Linked DNA regions of Homo sapiens: region 1 is linked to region 2. The links are chromatin loops, found by intact Hi-C in ENCODE. Cell type or tissue: CD4-positive, alpha-beta T cell. All regions are shown on one strand. Each heading gives the region's core, and the rest is flanking DNA. Links, peaks and the distances in the headings are about the cores only.

Region 1 (5,373 bases), core at 209-5,208, 130 kb after region 2:
TTCAGTGGGTGATATCTCTGGGGAGGCTGGGACAGGGGCTGAGAGCCTTCCAGGGCTGGAAGGCACGGATGCCCAGATAGTGCTCCCTGGGCGTTCTTGAGTAGTCCTTTCTAGGCCAGGGGAGCAAGAATGCTTTACTGGCCCTTTCACCTCTGGAGCCTCTGTTTGCCCTTCTGTGAAATGGGGATAGTGCCAGAATCTTCAAAGCCTGCTGTGTAGACTGAATGGGGTGACGCTTAGCTCAGTGCTTGGCATGCAGAATTCTCAACAAATGATGGTGTATGGTGGTGTTGGGGCTAGGACCAGATCCCAGTTCAGGGGTCTGACCCTGATGACCTTCCAACCTGTGCCTTCCAGGTGCCTGGTGAACGGCAAGAACTTCCACTCCCACTTCGTGCCCCAAGAGGTCCCCAAGAGACTGGAGCTCTCCTTCCAGGCCTTCAGCTTTACTGGTACTCCTGCTGATGTGAGTGGAAACAGATAACCCCCTCCCCACTCTGCCACCCCGTAGGAACAGAGACCCAAGCTGAGGAATCTTTGGAAGTTACGGGGTGCACCACAAGCTGTTGCTCTGGAATCTAAAGGTCCCATCTGATGCTACCAAGAAGGCCTGTTCCTTCCACAGGGGCACTCATGGTGAGTCATGTTCACCAAAGGTGTACTGCATGCCTTACCCTGTAACTGGCATTTGAGGTACATGACCTCACTTAATTGTGTGGGAGGTGAGGAAACTGAGGCTCAAAATAGCTCAGATTGAATTTCTGCAATAGTTCCCCATGCTTGGCTGGACCACAAGCCCAACTGCTTTGGCCTAGAGTGGGCAGTGTGAGGTATACTGGGAATGGAGGCTTTGGACTGTGACCTAGACCCAGGTTCAAATCCCAGCTCCAGCTCTTGCTGGCTGTGACATCATGGGCAAGTCACTGACCTTTTGTTAGCCTCTGTTTCTTTGCTTGTTAAATGCAGGTCTGGTCCATGCCACCCCTAGCTCCCATCTCTGGTGCACTGACCACCTCCATCCCTCACCTCTAGGTAAGAACTTCTGGATGCCTCCCTGGGAGTATGAGTGACAGTTGTGAGATTACCTGCCTGGCCCCCTGATTACCCTATCAAAGGTCCTTGGCAGGTAGGAGGCCCCTGTTTTGGGTGTGGAGGGTGGAGGTAGGCTCTGAGGCAAGGGAGGCAGCTGGCCCGGGGAATCAGTCACAGCCTTGCATGAACAGGCTTATAGAAGACATCATCTTGCTACTAAAGGCCTCTGAGGAAACTGACACTGGCCTGGACCACAAAGACCCACTCAAGGTGCCCATTGATCAGAACCAAGGAGGGTCCTGGCTTCTGGATCCTGTCTGGAGAGGCTTCTACTGTGTGGGACCTTGGGCAAATCCTTTCCCTTTCTGGGCCTTGGTTTCCCCAAGTGCAAAATGAGAGCATTAGATTGGCCTGCCACTTTTGAGCCTCTCATGTAATCTTTATTAAACAGATATCTGGAGACCCCTTCACCTCCACCCACATAACCCTTGATATATGCCCTTCTGAGAGTTTCATAGAGGAGAGAGAAGGCTTGTAGTCACTCACACCATAGTATAAACAACATGTTATCTTTTCTGTCCTTGGAAAAAAAATAGCTTCATATTCTCTCAACTTTCAGTATCAGTAAACAAATAGTAGAAGGTCAGAAGTTTATAGCTGTGTGTGTTGGGGGTGTGAGGGGATGTTGTGTTGTGGCTTAAAACTGTCTTTGATGTCTTTGGCTTCCAGATTCCAATCAGGCCTCTGAGAAGGCTTCCCATCAGGCCCCTGAGAAGGCTTCCAATCAGGTGACAGAGAAGGCTGACTTGTCCTCTGAACTGAGTCAGGCTTCTGACTCTAGGGGGCCTGGAGACGAGCAAGGGAGCCCTCTCCTGTAGCCTGGGCTCTTCTCCAGGTCCCCTTCACAGTGAGAGACACTGGAGCTCTGCATCCAGTGGTCTTTGGCAGTCCCTGTAGAACCAGGCTCTGGCTTCCTCCTTCTCCCCTCCCTCTCCTCCCTGGGCCCCCATTTGTGGCCTGCCAGGGCAGAGCCTGAAACCTCAGGCAATCTGGCTGTAAGCTTGCTTACCTCATGACCTTGGAAGCCACTTACCCCTTTGAGCCTCCTTATCCAGAACAGTAACTGCTGCCCACTGCATATTGTTAATACATGCTGCCTTTGTTGCCTGCCTGCCTGCCAAAGGAGGGGCCAGGGCTTCCATTTTTCTGTTTAATCCTCCCAAGAATCCTCCCAATAATCCCATGCAGTAGACACAATCAGGTCCCATTCTATAGATGGGGAAACTGAGGCTTGAGGTCACATAGGCGTCGTTCAAGGCTGGTATACCTGCACCCTCTCCCATGTGAACAACATGGTTCTGGGTAATGGGGGCTGTCATCCAGTCTCCTCCCTGCCCCTGCTGGTGCACTTCCTGCCTCTGCTGGTGCACTTTCTGCCCCTACTGGTATATTTGCTGCCTCTGCTGGGGCGCTTCCTGCCTCGGCTGGTGTATCTCCTGCCCCTGCTGGTGCACTTTCTGCCCCCGCTGATGCACTTCCTGCCTCTGCTGGTGCACTTCCTGGCTCTGCTGGCGCACTTCCTGCCTCTGCTGGTGCACTTCCTGGCTCTGCTGGCGCACTTCCTGCCCCTGCTGGTGTATTTCCTGCCCCTGCTGGTGTACTTCCTTCCCCTGCTGGTGCACTTCCTGCCTCTGCTGGCGCACTTCTTGCCTCTCCAGGCCCTACCTAGCCTCTCCCTCTTATATATGGAAGTCTTCCCAGTTCACTGACACTGGTAACAGGGACTCTGCTCTTGGTGTTGCTGTCTGCCCTGGGGATGGGCATCTGTGTCTTCCTTTACTACTGCTGGCTCAGGACCCAGAGCTTTGAAGCATGTCCAGATGCAGGTCCGGGCACCAGAGTCTAAGGAGCCCCTACACCCACCAGGATTTTCCAATAAAGAGATGTTCACCAATGAGTTTAGCTCTCTGGTTTTCCTGAGGAAGGGCTGGGAACATGAGGTCCCCAGAACAGGGGCCACTGTTGGGGATACTGTCTTAGGCATGGCAGGACTCAGACAGGGGTGGGGAGGGGTGGAAAGAAGTGCGTTTTTCCTCCAAACCTGTGGCTGCCTTGGGTAGGCTGGGCTCAGAGCACTCCTGCCTTTGCCCCTTAATGTTTGAGAAGCCCAGCAGCCCCCTAGGGCGGAGGTTGAGCCTCTTGAGGATGACAGAGAGGAGGGCCCATTGGAGGTTTACTTTGCATATCCTCTTGCCTGTAGACCAGTAAGTGGCATGTCACAGCTGGCCAGTAGGGATGACAGCCAATTGTTAGCTTTTCAGGAATTTTATGAGCTCGTTGTTAGACACAGCCATTATTAAAAATTAAATAATGTAGGCTGGTGTGGTGGCTCATACCTGTGATTCTAACACTTTGGGAGGCCGAGGGAGGTGATCTGCTTGCGCCCGGGAGTTCGAGACCAGCCTGGGCAACACGGTGAAGCCCTGTCTCTACAAAAAATATAAAAATTAGCTGGATGTGGTGGTGCACGCCTGTAGTCCCAGCTACTCAGAAGGTTGAGATGGGAGGATCGCTTATGCCCAGGAGTTTGAGGCTGCAGTGAGCTGTAATCACACCACTGCATTCCAGCATGGGCGGCAGAGTGAGACCCTGTCTCAAAAAAAATAAATAAATAAACAATATAAAAAGATCAAATGATATAAACTTAGATTTAAATACATTTTACTAAAAACAAAGTAAATGCTCAAAACTTGTTGCCTCGTAATCATTTTACTATCTTAATAGTAAATATTTTACTATCTTACTATCTTACTATCCTTACTATCCTCACTATCCTTACTATCATCCTTACTATCCTTACTATACCTTACTATCATCTATGCTCTTGGGAGCTTATTTACATCTATTCTGTTTGGTGGAAAGACCACATTATCATGTGCTACTGTGTATCGCTTTATGTGGGAAGCTTGAAATAGGCCATAGTGGACACATTTATACCATGGAAATTGACAAGGCAGGGTCTCCATACCTAGAAAGTCCTGTAGTTTACCACCATTCTTCTGACCCTCTTGCTAACCCAGAGGGTAGGTAGTGTGAACCAAAAGTATCTGAGACAGGTCTCAATCAATTTAGAAAGTTTATTTTTCCAAGGTTAAGGATGCACCTGTGACAGCCTCACCCTGATGCCATGTGCCCAAGATGGTTGGGGCACAGCTTGGTTTTATACACTTTAGGGAGACATGAGACATCGATCAATGTGTGTAAAATGTACATGGGTTTGGTCTGGAAAGGCAGGACAACTTGAAGTGGGGTGGGGGCTTCCAGGTCATGGGTCGATAAGAGATAAAAGTTTGTGTTCTTTTGGATCCTTATCAGCCTTTCACTGAATAACAATTTACATGTGAGCCGGGGTGGCGGGTAGAGGAATAGTCACTTATGCTTTAGTCTGGCTCAGTGAAGCTGCATTTTTACATAAACAATAAGGGCAGAGGAAGCAATCAGATGCATTTGTCTCAGGTGAGCAGAGGGATGACTTTGAGTTCTGTCCTTTGTCCTGCACCTGTGAAGATCAGCTATTCATTTACATTGCCAGGGTGAAATCCAACAGAACTGTTTTAGGGTAAAAATCTTGAGGCCTACAAGGAATTTCCTTGTGGGCAAAATGTGCATGAGGTATGTAGCTTTTTAATCCTTGTAGCTATCTTATTTAGGAATAAAATGGGAGGCAAGTTTGCCTGATGCAGTTCCCAGCTTGTCTTTTCCCTTTGGCTTAATGATTTTGAGGTCCCCAGATTTATTTCCCTTTCATAGTAGATAAACTGCTCCCCATTCCAGACTTACATTCTAAGAATCAGAGAAGGCAAGTGACCTGGCAAAGGCCTCCCAGCATATATGGTCACAGGTAAAACTCAAGCCTGGTCTGTTATTCCCTCCCCAAAACTGCCTGGTAGGGAGAAGGGAAAGCCAGCCTCAGCTGTGACTGACTCCTGGCTATCTGGAGCTCTCCCTCCAGATTCCTTTCTACCTCTCTGGCTGTCACCCCAGTGCTAAGAGCCTGGGCTCAGGCCCTCCTCTCTCTACCCTGGCTGCTCCCGCTCATTCCTGTGGCTTCTGTCCCCAGTACTCTAGCACCACATCTCCTATCTGTCCCCTCTAGACATATATCATGGTAGCAGCCTCTAGCTTGTTCCTCTCCAAATGTTCCCTCTGGCCAACCACTTCTTACAATGTTCAGAACAGAGTCCAGACCCTCACAGTGGCTCTCAGGGCCCTTGGTGATCTGGATAACGCCCCTATCATACACACCCTTCTCACTGCCCCACCCCAAATCTTCATTTCAGC
Region 2 (5,317 bases), core at 1-5,000:
GTTGGTAAGCAGCACTTAAGTCCTTCCCCTGGGAAGGCTAGAAGAAAGCTGTGTTATGGCTGTTGGCTAAGAGTGGCTTTGAGGTTTAGCTCCAGGACAATGTTCTGCATGAATCTGAAGTCATTGTGTTAGGGCCCAACCTTCCCCCTGCCTTCAAGCCAGCTTCTGTCCTGCACTGGCAGTTGGAGGACACCTAAGGCATCTGGCAGTTATAGAAGCCTCTGCTTTCCTAAGCTGATGAAGTTCCTCCCTCTTCCTCCTCCTCCCCAAGCTGCCAACTCCCAGCCCAATACCTGAGGCCAGGCCCCTCACCTTTTTGTGCTTCTTGGCCATCCATTTGTCCCAGTTGTTGAGCATGTCCAGCCACTTGGACTCCCTCTGCCTCAGCACCTCCAGGGGTACTTCCTCCAGCCTGTGGAGCAGAGGGCAGGGCCTGTGAGAGGTGCCAAGGGAAGCAAAGGCCCTGGCTTCATTCCCAGCCGCCAGCCTGGTCAGACCTCCATTCTTCCTGCCTACCATCCCTGCTGTTCCCTTCAGGACTGCTACCTCGGACCATCCTATTGCAGATGAGAGGGAACACGCCACCTCCCCATCCACCGCCTCAAGGCATAAGCTAGAGAGACAGCAGGTGGTTCAAGTGCCTACTTCCCTAATGTGGCCAGGACCCATGGTACCTCTCTGAGGCAGAGGCTGAGTGAGTGTCTGCATCTGTGCAGCAAAGCAAAGCATTCCTGTCCTGGGTCTGCCTTAGTCAATAAGCCTCTTCAGAGGGCCGGTGTACAAGGTGCAGAGTTGAACACAAAAACTAGTCAAACGAGTACAGAAATAATATGCTCACCTCTTTACTTGAGCCAAACTCATTACTCAGAGTTTCCCCAATTATGCCCTGGCCCTTTCCCTCTCAGCCTTTATTCATGCCAGTAACTTTGCTGGAATGCTTCCCAAATCGTCTCCACCCATCAAAATCCTACACACACTTCAAAGCCCCATCAAATACCACTTCTTCTATCTGTAGATCTACTGACTGGGCAGCTAGCACAACTGTGTTGCAGTGTTCTAGGGCGAGGGCCTCTGGATGGGTTATGGGGATGCCGTCCCATGATTAAAACAAAGTCTTGACCCTCATGGAGTTGATATTCTGGTGGGCACTGAATGTGGGGAAAACACCTCAGCACCAAGGTGCTTTTTTCTGCTTTCTTAACAGAATAAGGTATTAATGACAGACAAGGAAACAGGCTTAGAGAGGTAAGATACTCAGGAAAGGTATCTTGCTTAGCGTTCAATCAGTGGAAAAACCCAGACTCAAATACAAGTCAGGTCCCAGCCAAGAGCCAGCACACAGTGCTGCCTGACCTCTCAGAAAGGAGCACAGAGTCGGAGGCAGCTCAGAGGAGGTTCTCAGGAACAGGACACAGTGGGGCTGGGGCTTGGCCCAGGCCTGAGTCTCTGATCCTCTCTCTGCCGGAAGGAAATGTGCTACTGTGACTTTTACTGGTTGGAAGAGCAGAGGGAGGGGCCCTGGCAGAGCTGAGGCCTCTAAGACACAAAAGGGAAGGTCTTCTTCAGTGCATTTTATCTGGGGAAGTGCCCAGGCCTGAGAGTAGCCTTGGAACTGAACGTCTGAGGAAGGACTACAGCCCAGGCAAAGGAGGCCCCCTCAACGCACTGATACAAGGCACCCCACCTTGAACTGCTGCCCCTCTCACCACCTAAAGGCAGAACTAGGGCATGAGTTACTCCTTTCTTTGCCTTTCCTGATAAAAGCAAAGCAAGGACCACGCCTTTACAAAAGGTCAGGTAATTTACAAAGGGATATGTATCTCCGGGCAACCCCCAAACATCCCAGGAGCAGAAACTAAGGGCCCACACCTCCCAGGCCATGATACCTTCCACCACCTATAATGCACTGCTTATGCAACAAGTCAGAGGAACAGCCTTCTAGTTAACCAGTCAGAAGGGTGCCCAAACTGAGTCAACAGGAAGTTCTGGCAGTTATGGATGTAGATAATGGCTAATCCAATATCCCCACTGCACAGATGAAGAAACTGAGGCTTACAGAGGGCAAGGTTTTCACTTGAGATTACCAGTTTCCAAAGAACTCACAGGTGATTAAATATGTCTATCTGATACCTCAACCCTCAGTCTGGCTTTATTGATAAAATCTAACTGCAGGGACTCAAAGATGCCCATTCTCCCAACTGCAGATACACAGAGGAACATGTTAAATTCAGAGTTCTTTTAACTGATGCCAGATAACAGCTTTGGCAGTTTCAAACCCCCAATGTCAAACCTCAAACCGGAACTTCAGAAGAGTACAAAACAAACTACCATATTTCCTGGATTCTAAGACACCACTGATTTTAAGCTACACCATTGATTTGGCAAGATCTTCTCAGAAACAAACAAAAAACCCACTACTACTTTAACTGTGCATGTCAATTGAAAGATCTGTTTTGATTTTTTAAATCCTAAATTAGGAAAATTTTAAGGCAATATGGCCATCTGAATGGCTTTTCCTTTAACAGCAGAGGAGTTTAATCTACCTGGAGATGGTGAGAAGGAAGACACTGGAGGTCTGGCTGTACCCAGCACTCAGCGTACCACATGCTCTCTAACTGCAGGTAGATGTCTCTAGGCACAGGATATACTCCTGAAACATTGCAGGCTATCTATTTTTTTTGTTGTTAAATCAGAAGAGTCACATATCCTTCAATTAACTCAGTCAGGATCTTAGAAAACATCTGATCCAACTGCTGTCTGATATAGAAATCCTTTCTACATTAGGCAAGTCCCCTTTCTTCTCTGATCCTCAGTTTCGCTATATGCTTGTACAGTCTATCTTATGAATTTGACCCTCTAAGGAGGCCCACAGAGGAGCTGTGGGATGAAGCTGGGGCCAGAGGGGTCCCTGAAAATAGTATGACAGTGTAGAAGCCCTGAGGAGGCTTCCTCCTGACAGTGGAGAGGGCAGGAACCAATTGCTAGTGAGAGAGAAGCTGGCCCAGTATAAGGGACCACAAATGGCCCATGGGGGATGTCGCAAATCTGGCGGCCTCACTCATCCTCCAGAAAACCCCTCCTTCCTTAAGGTAGACTGAGGGAGTCTCTGAAGCCAAAAGAGACAAGTGAGACCAGTTTCTTTTGGCTCAGCCACTGCTGGAACTCCTCCAGGGATGGGCCTTCCTTACCTCCAGGTGAAGTCACTCTATTGTTAAACAGTTTCCACTGCTAAAGCTTTCTTCCCCACCTTATGCCAAAATTGTCCTAGTAACTTCCACCGTAATCTCAACACCGCTTTTGAGGCCATACAATTCTCCCATACCAGGCACACACATGTTTATCCCTCACCATCCACTCATCCCTAACTGAATGCCCTTTCTTCTCCCTTCTCCAAGTGACAGTAACCCTTCAGAGCCCAATATTACATTAAAAACCATCACTACAACAATAATAATATCAGCAACAGTAGTTACCATTCGTAGATTATTTACTACTTACAATTTTCTTCTCAATGCTTCACATACCTTTATCACATGTACCTTTTGTAATAACCCTACTATAACATCATTCTCCCCTTTTTATTTTATTTTTTTGAGACGGAGTTTTGCGCTTGTTGCCCAGGCTGGAGTGCAATGGCGCGATCTCGGCTCACTGCAACGTCCGCCTTCCGGGTTTAAGTGATTCTCGTGCCTCAGCCTCCCGAGTAGCTGGGATTACAGGCGCCCACCACCACACCCAGCTAATTTTTTGCATTTTTAGTAGAGACAGGGTTTCACTATGTTGGCCAGGCTGGTCTTGAACTCCTGACCTCAGGCGATCCACCCGCCTCGGCCTCCTGAAGTGTTGGGATTACAGGCGTGAGCCACAGCGCCCGGCCCATTCTCCCCATTTTAAAGTAGAATCCAAGGCTTAGTAATGTTAAGAGTGTTTTAAGACCATGTAGCTATAAGTGGCAGAGCTGGGACTCAAACCCAGGCCTGACTGACTCTACAGCTCATGCTCTTGACCCTTGTACTACACTTCTCTGCCTCCACAGGCCAAGCCCTCAGCCTCCACACAGCCTGCATGCCTGCATGCCTGCATGCCTGCCTGCCTGCATGCCTGCATGCCTGCATGCCTGCCTGCCTGCCTGCCTAGATCTCGTAAAATGTCCTCCAACCTGAAGATCTTCATCCTGGCTCAGAACACCATGTCTCATGCTTTTTAAACTGAGACCCACACAAACACAACACACATACACACACACAACCAGAATACATTTTAGGAAACGAGTTGCCCTTACATGTACTAATGCACTCTGATATTTCCAGATTGATTTTCTATTTTTCTATTCTATTGTTTTAAATGCTGGTCACAAGCCCCTAAAACTGATTTCAGCACCAACTGACAAATGAGTCAAGTCATTAAGTGTGAAATATGCACTTCATTACCACTTGCTCATATTACTCAGCACTGTCCCTCCCCAGCTGGACCGGGTCTTGAACTTCTTCTGTGACTCCTACCACACGCCCCAGGTGTTCAACAGCTGCCTGCCTGGCTTTCTCCATGACATCATTACCTTCATCTGCACTGCATCAGGGCTACAAGCTACTTCTGCCTTAGAAATTGTACGTGTCCCTCTAATAGCCCAGTGAAGTGGGGCCCTCACAGATTAATTACTATTTCCATTTGGACCATGACAGACTTGGCCTGATCAGAAAGGTTGTATGACTTGGACAAAGTCACAAAGCTAATAAGTAAGTAGCTGACCCAGGGCTTCCCCTCTGTCACAGTGACCTATATGCTATTTCCAGTTCCCTGGGGAAGGCTGTGGGGAAATCAGGCCCTTCTCCAGATGCTTCTGTGTGGCTCCATCTCTGGCGCCCAAGCCACTGGAGACAGTCTAACCCCCTCCTCCAGTGTTGTGACTGCCCCAGTGAGTGGCCTGCCCGTACCTAGCAATGCTCAGAGACACCAATACACTGGATGGGATGGTTTGCCAGCACAACCTCAGGTGCAGATGGTAAGCCTGGGTAATCTGCCATTTTTTTTTTTTTGAGACGGAGTCTTGCTCTGTCGCCCAGGCTGGAGTGCAGTGGCATGATCTCAGCTCACTGCAACCTCCACCTCCCGGGTTTAAGTGATTCTCTTGCTTCAGCATCCCAAGTAGCTGGGGCACCACCACACCCAGCTAATTTTTGTATTTTTAGTAGAGACGGGGTTTCACCATGTTGGCCAGGATGGTCTCAATCTCTTGACTATGTGATCCACCCGCCTCAGCCTCCCAAAGTGCTGGGATGACAGGCATGAGCCACCGCACCCGGCCAGGGCAATCTGC

Evidence for each region. A loop is a pair of places that touch in the nucleus more often than their neighbours do. Peaks named below come from ENCODE experiments on the same cell type or tissue, not always from the same donor. Only the 100,000 strongest peaks of a DNase experiment are listed, where the experiment ranks them.
Region 1: a loop joins it to region 2, with 4 times the contacts of the local background. A loop is called at or near these places in 5 of 110 quality-filtered maps.

Annotation. Positions count from the first base shown.
Region 1 is chr22:30,433,260-30,438,632 of GRCh38, forward strand. LOC105372990 (a long non-coding RNA gene) reads left to right here. Exons shown (of 4, transcript NR_148046.1): 2 at 358-636; 3 at 1,033-1,126; 4 at 1,762-3,242. Among named protein-coding and RNA genes, the nearest start is that of MTFP1, 10 kb to the left of the region's middle. RefSeq lists an enhancer at 2,559-3,080. In CD4-positive, alpha-beta T cell, for the core only: a CTCF peak has its summit at 2,702; DNase peaks (open chromatin) are centred at 1,872, 1,952 and 2,542; H3K4me3 peaks cover 1,165 bases; H3K27ac peaks cover 1,883 bases; H3K27me3 peaks cover 452 bases.
Region 2 is chr22:30,304,219-30,309,535 of GRCh38, forward strand. TBC1D10A (TBC1 domain family member 10A) reads right to left here. Exons shown (of 9, transcript NM_031937.3): 2 at 313-412. Among named protein-coding and RNA genes, the nearest start is that of CASTOR1, 17 kb to the left of the region's middle. RefSeq lists enhancers at 458-957, 4,422-4,481, 4,542-4,631. In CD4-positive, alpha-beta T cell, for the core only: no CTCF peak of the experiment used is centred there; DNase peaks (open chromatin) are centred at 1,473, 1,983, 2,273, 3,043 and 1 weaker place; H3K4me3 peaks cover 2,580 bases; H3K27ac peaks cover 4,826 bases.